Linked DNA regions of Homo sapiens: region 1 is linked to region 2. Evidence: chromatin contacts called from ENCODE Hi-C data. All regions are on one chromosome and are shown on one strand. The core of a region is the stretch at or near the end of the contact, and the rest is flanking DNA. Distances in the headings are between cores, read along the strand shown. Region 1 holds the start of RAB27A (RAB27A, member RAS oncogene family). Region 2 overlaps UNC13C (unc-13 homolog C).

Region 1 (5,335 bases), core at 2,282-4,781, 770 kb after region 2:
CAGAAACCATTCTATGTGCTATGGACATCACAGTGAACAAGGCAGATTACTGGCCATCCTGGAGCTTGTCTTCTACCAGTGAAAGACAAATGTTGTGTGTGTGTGCTGGTCTGTGTATGACAGTTCTATAAATACTCGAAAGAAAACAAGGCAAGGTAAGGGGGCAGAAAATGATGGGATAGGTGAGGGATACTATTCTAGATGGAGTGGTCTAAGAAGGCCTCTCCAGAAAAATGACTTTTCACCTGAATGAAATAAATAAGAAAGCCATGCAGACATCTGAGGGGAAGAGCATTCCAGGCAGAGGAAACAAGTGCAAAGGTCCTGAGGTATGGCTGGAGCAGAGTCAGCAAAGGCAAGAGTGATAGCAGATGAAGCCGCACTCCATGCAAGGGTTGTATAGACCATGGTGAGGACTCTGTCACTTCTGAGATAAAAAGCCACTGGAGAGTTTCAAGCAGAGTGACATAATAGACTCTGGCTGCTGTGTTAAGAATAGAGTGTGGAGCAGTAAGGGTGGAAGCAGGGAAGCCCTTCAGAAGGCTTTTGCAGTAATCCAGGTGACAGAGATGATAGAACTTGGTGGAAGCAGCAGAAGTGGTGAGAAATGGTTATCATCCTAGATGTATTCTTTTTTTTTTTTTTTTTTTTTTTTTGAGACGGACTCACACTCTGTCGCCCAGGCTGGAGTGCAATGGCACGATCTTAGCTCACTGCAACCTCCGCCTCCTGGGTTCAAGCGATTCTCCTGCCTCAGCCTCCTGAGTAGCTGTGATTACAGGCACCCACCACCACGCCCCGCTAATTTTTGTATTTTTAGTAGATACAGGGCTTCACCATGTTGGCCAGCCTGGTCTTGAACTCCTGACCTCACGTGATCCACCTGTCTCGGCCTCCCAAAGTGCTGCGATTACAGGCGTGAGCCACCGCACCCGGCCTGCTGAGGAATTTAATGTGGGGTATAAGAGAAAGAATCAAGAGTGATTTCAGGGTGTTTGGTGTGAGCATCTGGAAGAGTGAAGTTGCCATTCACTAAGATGGAGAAGACTAGGGGAAAAGCAGCTTTGGGAGAGAAAACTCAAAAATCTGGCTCCTAGAGATTGTTGCTCACTTTAAAACCCTTACATCTATTTTAGAACCAAAACAATAGAAATTGAGAAGCTGACTTTAAATTTCATGTGGAAGGCCAGGCATGGTGGCTCATGCCTATGATCACAGCACTTTGGGAGGCTGAGGCAGACAGATCACCTGAGATCGGGAGTCCGAGACCAGCCTGACCAACATGGAGAAACCCTGTCTCTACTAAAAATATAAAATTAGCCAGGCATGGTGGCACATGCCCGTAATCCCAGCTACTCAGGAGGATGAGGCAGGAGAATCACTTGAACCAGGGAGGCGGAGGTTGCAGTGAGCTGAGATCGTGCCATTGCACTCCAGCCTGGTAAATAAGAGCAAAACTCCATCTCGAAAAAAAAAAAAAATTCATATGGAAATTCAAGGGACTGGATAGTCAAAACAATCTTGAAAAAGAACAAGGTTGGAGGACTCACATATCCTGATTTCAAAACACTATGTAGCTACAATAATCAAGGTAGTATGATACTAGCCTGAGGACAGACATACAGATCAATGGAATAGAACTGACAGTCCAGAAATAAACCTTTACATTCATGGTCAATTTATCTCAACAGAGGTGCCAAAACTATTCAAAGAGGAACAGTCTTTTAAACAAATGGTGCTGAAAGAACTGGATATCCACATGCAAAAAGTTGAAGTCAGACCCCCTGCCTCACACCATATTTAAAAATTAACTTAAAATGGGTCAAAGAATGAAATGTAAGAGCTAAAAACTATAAAACTTTTAGAAGAAAACATAAGTATAAATCTTCATGATCTTGAATTTGACAATGTTTTCTTAACTTTGACATCAAAAGCACAAACAACAAAAGGAAAAATAGGCTCGGTGCAGTGGCTCAAGCCTATAATCCCAGCACTTTGGGAGGCTGACGCAGGTTGATCACTTGAGGTCAGGAGTTCAAGACCAGCCTGGCCAACATAGCAAAACCCCGCCTCTACTAAAAATACAAAAATTAGCCAAGCATGGTAGCACACACCTGTAATTCCAGCTACTCTGGAGTCTGAAGCAAAAGAATCACTTCAACCCAGGAAGCGGAGGTTGCTGTGAGCCAAGATCATGCCACCGCATTCCTACCTGGGCGACAGAGTGAGACTCTGTCTCAAAAGAAAAAAAAGGAAAAATAGATTAAATATACTTCAACGAAATTAAAAATCAAGGCACGTCACAGAAATTAAGGAAGGAAGAAAAAAGGGAGGGAGGGAGGAAGAGAGAATGGTAGAAAGGAAGGAAGAAAAAAGTAGGAATGAAAACATAAAACAACATAAACCAACATAAAATACAGAAAATAATGATCCTCAGTCAAGTTCCTTCAGCATTATATTAACCTTTCTTCACTTCTAACCATCTGCAGAAACTGTTTTCCAGATTGTATTTTCCCTCTAAAGCAAGTTTTTAAGGCCGAAAAAAAAAAAAGAACAAGAACAGTGAGTGGAGAATCAACAAATTTAATTAGCAATGATTACAGAAAACTTAAATAGCACACACAACTCTATAATCCCTCTACCCCCAATTCCAACATCTGACTGATCAACCAACCATAAAATGTGAGAATCCATCCAGAAGGAAAGAACAGCTGTTAAGCTGTAGGGGTAAGGACCCTGTGGCAGAAGACCCTGAGGCCATGTGGGCCCAGGTGGCCAGCAGGAGCGGAAAGGCTGGGAAGGCTCCTCAGTCCAGGGCTCACAAGACTCCCTTCGCTTCAGGCCTGACTTTGCTGAACTGGTGATCTATTGGGACAGAGACAGGCTTTGGCAATAGTTACCAAAGCCTGTCATCATATCTGCACCACCACCAGTCCCGACCGGAGGGCCTGGCTGCCAGGTAGTTTTCAGTCTAACTGACAGGAGAAGAGAGAGCCCCTCCCTCGCAGCTAGTCTGCAGTCCAGACCCTCACCAACCGGAGGGCAACCAGGTTAAACAGTTAAACTGAAAGCAAAAGAGGGAGGAATGAACCGGGGGGCGTGCGGGAGGTCGGGGACTTTCCTCCTTTCCCTCCTGGAAAGTTTCCTACCCCTGATGGGCATCCTCCCACCTGGATGCAACCCGGAGGCGATCTGAGACCCTGGCCGGACCTGGGACCGCACCTGGCCAGCACCAGGCAGTTGTCATCACTGGGGTCTGCGCTGAGGGCCTGGGAGAGAAGCCACTCTTCAGGCGGGCTCGGGCGCCTGGAGGCGGGGAGGAAGGGCGGCGCACTCGGACCCCAGCCCTAGGACGGCCCCAGGGGGACGCCTCGCTCGGCCCTCCCGGAGGGACCGGACCCGCCGCGCGCCTCCCGCTCCTCAGGCCCCCTCACCTGGCTCGCCCCGCCGTCCTGTCCCCGCCTGGCTCGGGTCCTCGCGCGCCGCGTCCACCCGCCGCCGGCCTTTTTTGGGTCGTTGGCGGGTATTTTCCGCCTGGCCCCACATCACTTCCCGTAAAGGAGAGCGAGGTGGGGCGGGACCTTCTCTCCTCCACCTCCCGCCTTCTCCTGTCACCTCGGGAGCGGCCCCCGCCCGGCTGGCGGGGGGCGGGGTGCTGTCGCGCTCTCCCCGGCGGCCGCGCCTCCGAGGGGTCCTCTGTGAGCCCCGAAAAGGCCCCGCTCGCCTCCTTTGTCCCAACACTAGTTTCCGCTGCCCCATTCTGGAAGGCGCTACAAAATATAGGAGTGTTTTCGTTTTGGGACACAGGAGGGACATTTACAAACTGCACCAAGGACCGGTGCGCGGCGAGGTGTCGTTTGGGGACTCTCCCCTATTCACCTCCCCAAAAAGCCATGTTCTAAGGGTGTTTTCCACGGCATCAGTTCGCGGTCGCCACCGTAGCAGCCGGAGGTGCCGGGCGTACTCACGCCGGCCCCGCCCGAGGTTCCCGAGTCCGCGCGGCTCCTGAGGCGGCGTCCCAGGCCCGGCCCTGCCCCCGGCTTCCCGCCCCTGCGGCTCCTGGCTTAGGTCGGCCTGGACACGGCGTTTCCGGGGCAAGGGAATGCCCAGGATTCCTGGAAATAACATGGGAGAAAAATAAGTAAAAAATTTCGCAGGAAAAAAATCAATGTAATTCCGGGAGGAAATGGCAAACGGAGTCTCTGCTCACACTGTGTAATTCAAGAATATAAAACCACTGTAAATTTCTAAGAGTGTTAGAGCAATGAGTTTAAAAAGAAGAAAACTACAGTATGTTAAGGAACCGCCTCTGTCGGAAGAAACCTGCGCGCCTTTGCTGCCACCCAGCGGCTCTCTTCTCCCAGCGCCAACGGTGTCGCTCCGGCCTGCGGGGTAGTGAACCTGGGACTGCGTAGGGGGTCAGACCTCGTGGTTCCCACTCAGAGGCAGCCAAGTTCATCCCTCTCAGTGGCCAGGAGGTGTGAACAGCAGCCCTTGGGCCTGTCCCTATGGAGTCTAAGGCAAAGGCCCTTTGAACCAAATGTTTCCACTTCTAAGCAGAGTAAAATGTTGAGAAGCCTTAGTTCAGCTTCCCTTCTGCCTTCTAAGCCGTCTCGCTGACTTGTGTCTACCTCCACCGCAAATTCCAGCTGTCGCAGGCCCACCCGGTCAACTCCATCACCTTTCCAGTCTGTAGCTACTCACAGTTGGCATTACAGCAGTTAGCTTCTCAGGTGGGTCCAATTTACAAAATCACATATAGGATGAACCATATGAAATTACAAACAGTTGGCAATTTCATACATTTGATATAACATTTCCAGGCAAACATAACACAGTAAACTCGGGTTTAGAGATAACAAATGTCCTAACAGGTTGATAACTTCAAGAGCTCTTCCCGTGTGAGAGAAGGGCCATCAGACTGTTGGTGAGGTTAAGAGAGAAAAAGGCCGGGTTAGGTGGCTCACGCCTGTAATCCCAGCACTTTGGGAGCCCGAGGCCGGCAGATCACGAAGTCAGGAGATCGAGACCATCCTGGCTAACACGGTGAAACCCCGTCTCTACTAAAAATACAAAAAATTAGCAGGGCGTCGTGGCACGCGCCTGTAGTCTCAGCTACTTAGGAGGCTGAGGGCAGGAGAATCGCTTGAACCCGAGAGGTGGAGGTTGCAATGAGCCGAGATGGCGCCACTGCACTCCAGCCTGGGCGACCGAGCGAGACTCTGTTTCAAAAAAAAAAAAAAAAAAAAAAAAAAAAAAAAAGGGAAAAGGTAGCCTCATGTTCATGTCCAGAGGAATAGTCCTGGGAATCACTGATCAGCTAAAATCTGGGAAA
Region 2 (6,121 bases), core at 3,198-5,697:
CTTGATACAGACATGTTCAGGGGCCTTTAAAAGTTATACAATGTGTTCTAATTCAAATTCCCAGTTTTTTCCTTACAGTGGAACTGGTTGTAAAACCTTTCACTGGTATTATAACCAATTCCACTGTAAATAAGGGAAATATTCCAGGCTAGACCTTATTCTTCATTTAAGAGTTTCTTTTTATCTTATCCCCCACCATCTGTGCTGATATATGTACTTCTTGCTATAAAAATTAAATAGCAAATAATTGCTTGTGCACTTGCTCAAAATGGTTTTTAATGCTATGTGTTTATTAGCTGGCTTCTAACAACAGCATTGCTTTCCTCTAATATTATACTATCTGCAAAGTGCTGGCTGCTTACAGGCATGACTGCGTGCTACTGCAGCTCCCTGCTGCTTTAACCTTATCACCATGTAGTTGAGGCAGCTGTTTTTTCTTCACAGAATCAGCCTCTTTTCCCCCTGGAAATAAAAAGAGTGTTTAAAACCCTTTTTCAGTGGAAAAATTCACTCTCTGTATGGAGTTCAAATGGAAGCATTGCTTAACACCATGATGATCGTGGGATTATGTTGTTGACAATGGTTCCAAAAACAGTCACTTAAGCAATCATTGTTAGACAGTTGCATGCACAATATCCTATGGGCCATGTCAGCACATTTACTTTCTAATGCCCTATTTAGGGAAAAAAAAAGTCAAAAGAGAAAAGCAAACCACTAATTTTCTTCTCCTCTAAAGTGATTTTCCAACACACTTCTCTGCATACAAATCAGGGGCATGTTTTGGCATAACATCTCTGATTCCTCTAGAGAATATATAAAAAAAAATCTCACAAACCACGAAGAAAAACTAACCTTTAGGAATGGAGTACAGAGTCTGTTTTTTTAAAAAGCACCTCTGGTGATTTTTTATGTGGATACAGTTTTGGGAATCACTATACTAAAACAAGTAAAATAGCCAACCCGTGTTATAGATGTACTAGAGCTACAAGTTAATTTGCACTACAATCCCCATATAATATTATCTGTCCCTTTATAACACAATAACAACAAAATGATTATCAGGGTGCCATGTAATAATTTTCATTCATTGGTGAGTGATTACGTTAGGTTACATTATGTTAATAGCTTAATTATTTCATGAATATAATTTATTATCTATCAATTGCAAATAATTACTTAGCTTGTATTCATTTTGTAACAAAAACACATTGCTGCAGCCCATGAAAAGGACTTATCATTAATTTGTAATCTAATATATACAGGTATATGAAAAAATCCAAAATTTAATTTCTTTTCAGGAAGTTATAAGATATGCATTTTGAAACTCTAAAGAACTTGTGTTATGATCATTGATTTAGAAGGTGCATTAATCCTTCACAATATTTTATTGGTGCAATCGTTTTAAATGGTAGAATCCATAGTTATCCATAAGCCCACTAACTGTTGATGTTACTTCAAATTGTAGTTAGCTGTTATTAAGACATTCAGGGAAAAAGGAGGGTTCGTTTGTTCAGCTAAATTATTTTCATCTGTTGACCACAGGCAGCTCCATTAGGTATAATGATAATGCTATTTGTATTGTTATGACTCAAAAAAGGATTGACTCTTCTGTGTCATACCATGGTGGTAAAATTTCCCATGAGAGTAACTTCACATAAGTCCAGGCAGAATAGAGCCAAGGAATCTGGACCATAACCCCATCATTTTAAAAATATGGATATTGTAATGGTCAACTAAATTATCCTTTTATTTCAGAGATGTATATCTATGTCGCTTTTAATTTTTAATGACAAATTTGATGTGTCAACTAGAAATTGCATCTGACTGCCCAAAAGTGTGTGTATGTAGCTCATTGAAATTCATTGTAATACCTATTAGCCACATGGACTAAGTCATTAGCTAAGCAACCCTAGACCAGGAAGGAAAAACATTAATCTTCATCATTTTTCACTTGCCACTAGCCTCTCAACTTTAAACGTGCTGAGGCAACAGGAGATGAAAGATCAGAGCTTCAAAGGAAATAATACTCCATGCCAGTAGTTCTTCTTGAACTTCAGCACGCATCAGAACTACCTGATGAGTTTATGAAAAACACACATCACTGAACTCTACCCCCAGTGTATTTGATTCAGTACGTTTGGGGCAGGGCCAGGTGATTTGCATTTCTAACGAATCTCTGGGTGACGCTGATGCTACTGGTCTGGGGACCATGCATTGAGAATTACTGCTATATGCTTTCTGAAAAAGAATCAGGCCAGGTGTGGTAGCTCGTTCCTGTAATCCCAGCACTTTGGGAGGCCAAAGTGGGTGGATCACCTGAGGTCAAGAGTTCGAGATCAGCCTAACATGGCAAAATCCTGTTTCTACTAAAAATACCAAAAATTAGCCAGGCATGGTGGTGGGCGCCTGTAATCCCAGCTACTCAGGAGGCTGAAGCGGGAGAATCACTTGAACCCTAGAGGCGGAGGTTGCAGTGAGCAGAGATCGCACCACGGCACTCCAGCCTGGAAAACGGAGTGAGATGCTGTCTCAAAAAAAAAAAAAGTATCAGATAATTAGAAAATAACACAGAATACCCGTTTTTCTTATTTGTACACCAGTCCTGACCAGCCTACTTTCTGTGTTTTGAATCTTAAGAACACCTGAGATTCAAGGTGTTTGTATGGAAATTGGAACAGCATGCAAGAGTGCAGGCAAGTATTTGTATTAAAGAATAGGATAGTCCCAAAATAAAGGTAGTCGATTTGCAATCATATACAAAATTCTTGCAGTTTTTTAAGATTCTGGCCTTTATGCTTGAATTTTATATGTAATCTTATAAAAAATGGTGTTATAGTTAACAGAGGCCAAATTTTACATTCAGGTTTCTAATCTGTCTCACCTTTTCTTCTTAATATAGAAATATAAGTTACTAGTTAATAAATTAATAAGAATTAATCTACTGTTCTCATATTTTCAGGAATTACAAAATATAGAATAAATTATAAAGTATATATTAGATAGTAAAATAGACAATTTCAAATTGTCACATTATATCTTTCAGTTCTAAAACTGTTTTCTAAACCAATTTGAAAAGTTCTTCGTATTTAGTTAGAATATCCATTGTTGCCTACTTACATGTAGTTTATCTGCAGGTGGGCAGAAATTGGGGTACAAAATAAAAACATTTTTTAATGCCTGGGGTCTCAAGGAGCTTACAAGGTGTAAGGAACTTGGTAAAACATAATTAGACTAGAGATGCCTTTTAGCACTTACTGAAGGATATTCAGAAGCCAGCTGTTCCACGTCTTTCTCCACCACTGTAAGCACCTCTTCCTCTTGGGGCTGACTGCTGTATGAAAAAAAGGTCTGAGCACACTGAATATGATGACAGAATTTACTCCTTCGCTAATTCATTCAACAAATATTTATTTGCTGAGCACTTGTTATGAGCTGTAAATTTTACTAGGAACTGGAGATACATTAATTACTAAGATGCAGACCCCACCCTCAAAGAACTTAGAAGTTTTTAGGGGAATCAGAGCAATTAAAGAGATAAGGTTTGTGAGAGAAAAACAACAAGGACACTCCTAAATGTGAAGATATCCTTCAGATGAAAGTTTTAATTGTTATAACTTATCCTGCAACAATTCAGAAATAAACTCAAACCTCACCTCTTGTTGTATAAATAGAGGTAAAAAGGGAAATGTAATTTGGCTGACGTCAGTAAAAGCAACCAGTTATAGCTTCATAGCCCCAGATAATAAGGAGAATTGAATATTTGAAGTGCTGGCCTTTTATTGTGGCAACATGCACAGACTGCCTGGTTTCTTTCTCCTCCTAATCATCTCTGCAATTAGATTTAATAAATTGAACTTAATGGAAAATTAAGAGAATAATAAGGGCCAATAAAGCAAATTATATTAAAGTGATTTAATAAATATGTTTAATAATTTAGCACTACTACCACATAAAGTTTAGCTAACTGCTAAGCTTGTGAAATTAAGAAAAGGTGCTGCTGAGGAGGTTGAAAGGTTTTTTGGTTGGCGAGCCATGTCAAAATGAAATACAGACCCAGGCAGGTGACGCTTGTTAACCTCATTTCCCAGAGCATTTAAGAGAGCTCACAGGGTTACTCATATACTGCCAAGTCTCTTTTTAAACTCACCTCTCTCTGAACCTTAAGAAAACTTAAGGAGAAAGGACACATGCCCCAGCAAGGAAGGAGAGGGAGACGGCTTCACTTTAACTGCCATCTTCTATAATAAATCTATTTCATTATCTTGTTGTGATCACCTTCAGTTGCTCATGCCTGCTTTAACAAACCATAAACCAATGCCATTACTGGTAAAATTTAACTTCTTTAACCCAGTCAGTTCTCTTGTTTGCCCTACTAAGCAGAATAGTCCTCAGACACCCTGAGATAATGGCTCACAGAGAACACTCTGTCCCCAGCACTTGATGGTCAACAGGTCCTGAATTCAGTTGACTGGGTGGACTATATTCACATCGCTGAGCAGTGGTTTATAACACATGCAGGAATGTGAAGAAACAGCCAAATGGGTCAGACAGAGTAGGTCAGGGGAAAAGGGCAGAACAAAATTCTGAACATAAAGTGTCTCGTTGATTCTATTCCTAACTTATCCCTACCCAGTCCATTTTCACAATTAGCCAATAGATGCAACATGTAAGCCCTAAATTCCTTTCCCATTGTTATAAAACGGGGATTCCTGTTTTTTTAATGAACATTCTCAGAAGAGAATTTCTTCAGAGGAAATAGCTTCTAAGAATGCAGCTCTTCAGTCCCCATGTGGCTCCAAAAGCATAACACATTATCTGTGCTTTGGTTTTACCCATTTGGAAACAACGAGGAAGTTGAACTATGTGATTTCAGAAATTCTTTTTTTTTCTAAATTTCTGTCATTATAAGGACAATCCGCATGTTAGCAATCCATGAAGTAGAGGAATAGTGTATGTGTTGCAGGTGAGAAGGGAAAAAATGTATAAGAGAAAAGAATGTCACATCACTCATATAAAGCCTGAAGGTGTAATTTAAAGAAAAACAGTTCATAGAAACAGAAAAAGCCAAAATTCCTTATATTCACTAACTCAAAACTATATTGAGTGAATTATAAAAGGTAAGGCAATCTTTTTTTTTCCTTCAGTTGTCTAGACTGAAGAACCTCATTTAACATATCTCAAAGGCATTTTGTTGATTTGAAGCACAGTGACAGTTGGATTTACTGCATACTCTCTTTAATTAGGATGGGAGACAGCTATTGATGTTCAACTTTTTGAAACCCAGAAGTTAGAAACATGAATTTATACAACTGATACCTCTAGCATAACATTCATGCAAATCTGAATAGGATAAAGAAAATGCCATAGTCTGTCTGAAAATTGTCGTGTAAGTTCTTGGAGTTTCTCCTTAAGAGGCATTTTAAAACGAAACAAAAAACAGGGTAGTATGGTTAGAGCTGGGCACATTTGTTTCCGGTAGAGAGGACCGTGTATTCTTTTACTTCTGACAACAAACCACAGTATTCATGCTGACACCACAGGCTTATGAAGTGATTTAGGGCATTTCCAGGAAAGTACCCTACTTCTAGATTCACTAGGGAATTTTTGCTGAATTCTCAGTCATATATTTTAAGTTGAAGTAGACCCTATAAGATGAAAAGATTCCGGTCAAGTGGAAGATTTGAAGGAAAATGATGTTTTAAAAAGAAAACATAAAAAAAGCAAGAGCCCAGATAAGATTGTGAGAAGTTGCTTGAAGCAATTCCCTGGTGGAAAGCCAGCTTGAAGGATGATACGCCAGTGTCATGATCATATTTGGGTTTATTACACCAGTTAGGAGGATGAAGGGGGGAAACAGGAAATAGGAACACAATGTGTAGATGATTACAGTAGGCTAGAGGAGAAAAATTCAGAATCTGGAAGTGAAGAGGAAAAGGCAGGTGGATAAAACATTTCAGAGATATCACCAATCATATTTGGTATGGAAGTAAATATGGAGGGAAGAAAACAGAAGTCAAAGATGACTTTCACATTTCTGCCTTAAACAATTGTAGGCCATTAACCAAATCAGAGGAAATAAGAAGATAAATAAATTAAGAATAGTAATAAGTTGTGCTTTGAT

The links. Hi-C counts contacts between places; a loop is a spot of excess contacts on that map. Pooled maps may share reads with other maps.
Region 1: a loop to region 2 is called in a map of GM12878, with 4 times the contacts of the local background. The contact joins the promoter of RAB27A here to the enhancer-like site in region 2. A Hi-C loop is called at or near these places in 1 of 168 maps with a recorded cell type or tissue (GM12878), 3 of 37 single-sample maps with no recorded cell type and 4 of 50 pooled maps.

Annotation. Positions count from the first base shown.
Region 1 is chr15:55,286,282-55,291,616 of GRCh38, forward strand. It overlaps RAB27A (RAB27A, member RAS oncogene family), which reads right to left and starts at 3,532. Exons shown (of 7, transcript NM_183235.3): 1 at 3,435-3,532. RefSeq lists a silencer at 3,220-3,749 and an enhancer at 3,850-3,999.
Region 2 is chr15:54,514,269-54,520,389 of GRCh38, forward strand. All of the region lies in intron 24 of UNC13C (unc-13 homolog C), which reads left to right. Among named protein-coding and RNA genes, the nearest start is that of UNC13C, 540 kb to the left of the region's middle. Within about 2 kb of position 4,448, at least 2 of the 41 ENCODE cell types and tissues checked have a DNase peak (open chromatin) inside an H3K27ac peak, as active enhancers do; they include GM12878, where a contact is called at or near this core.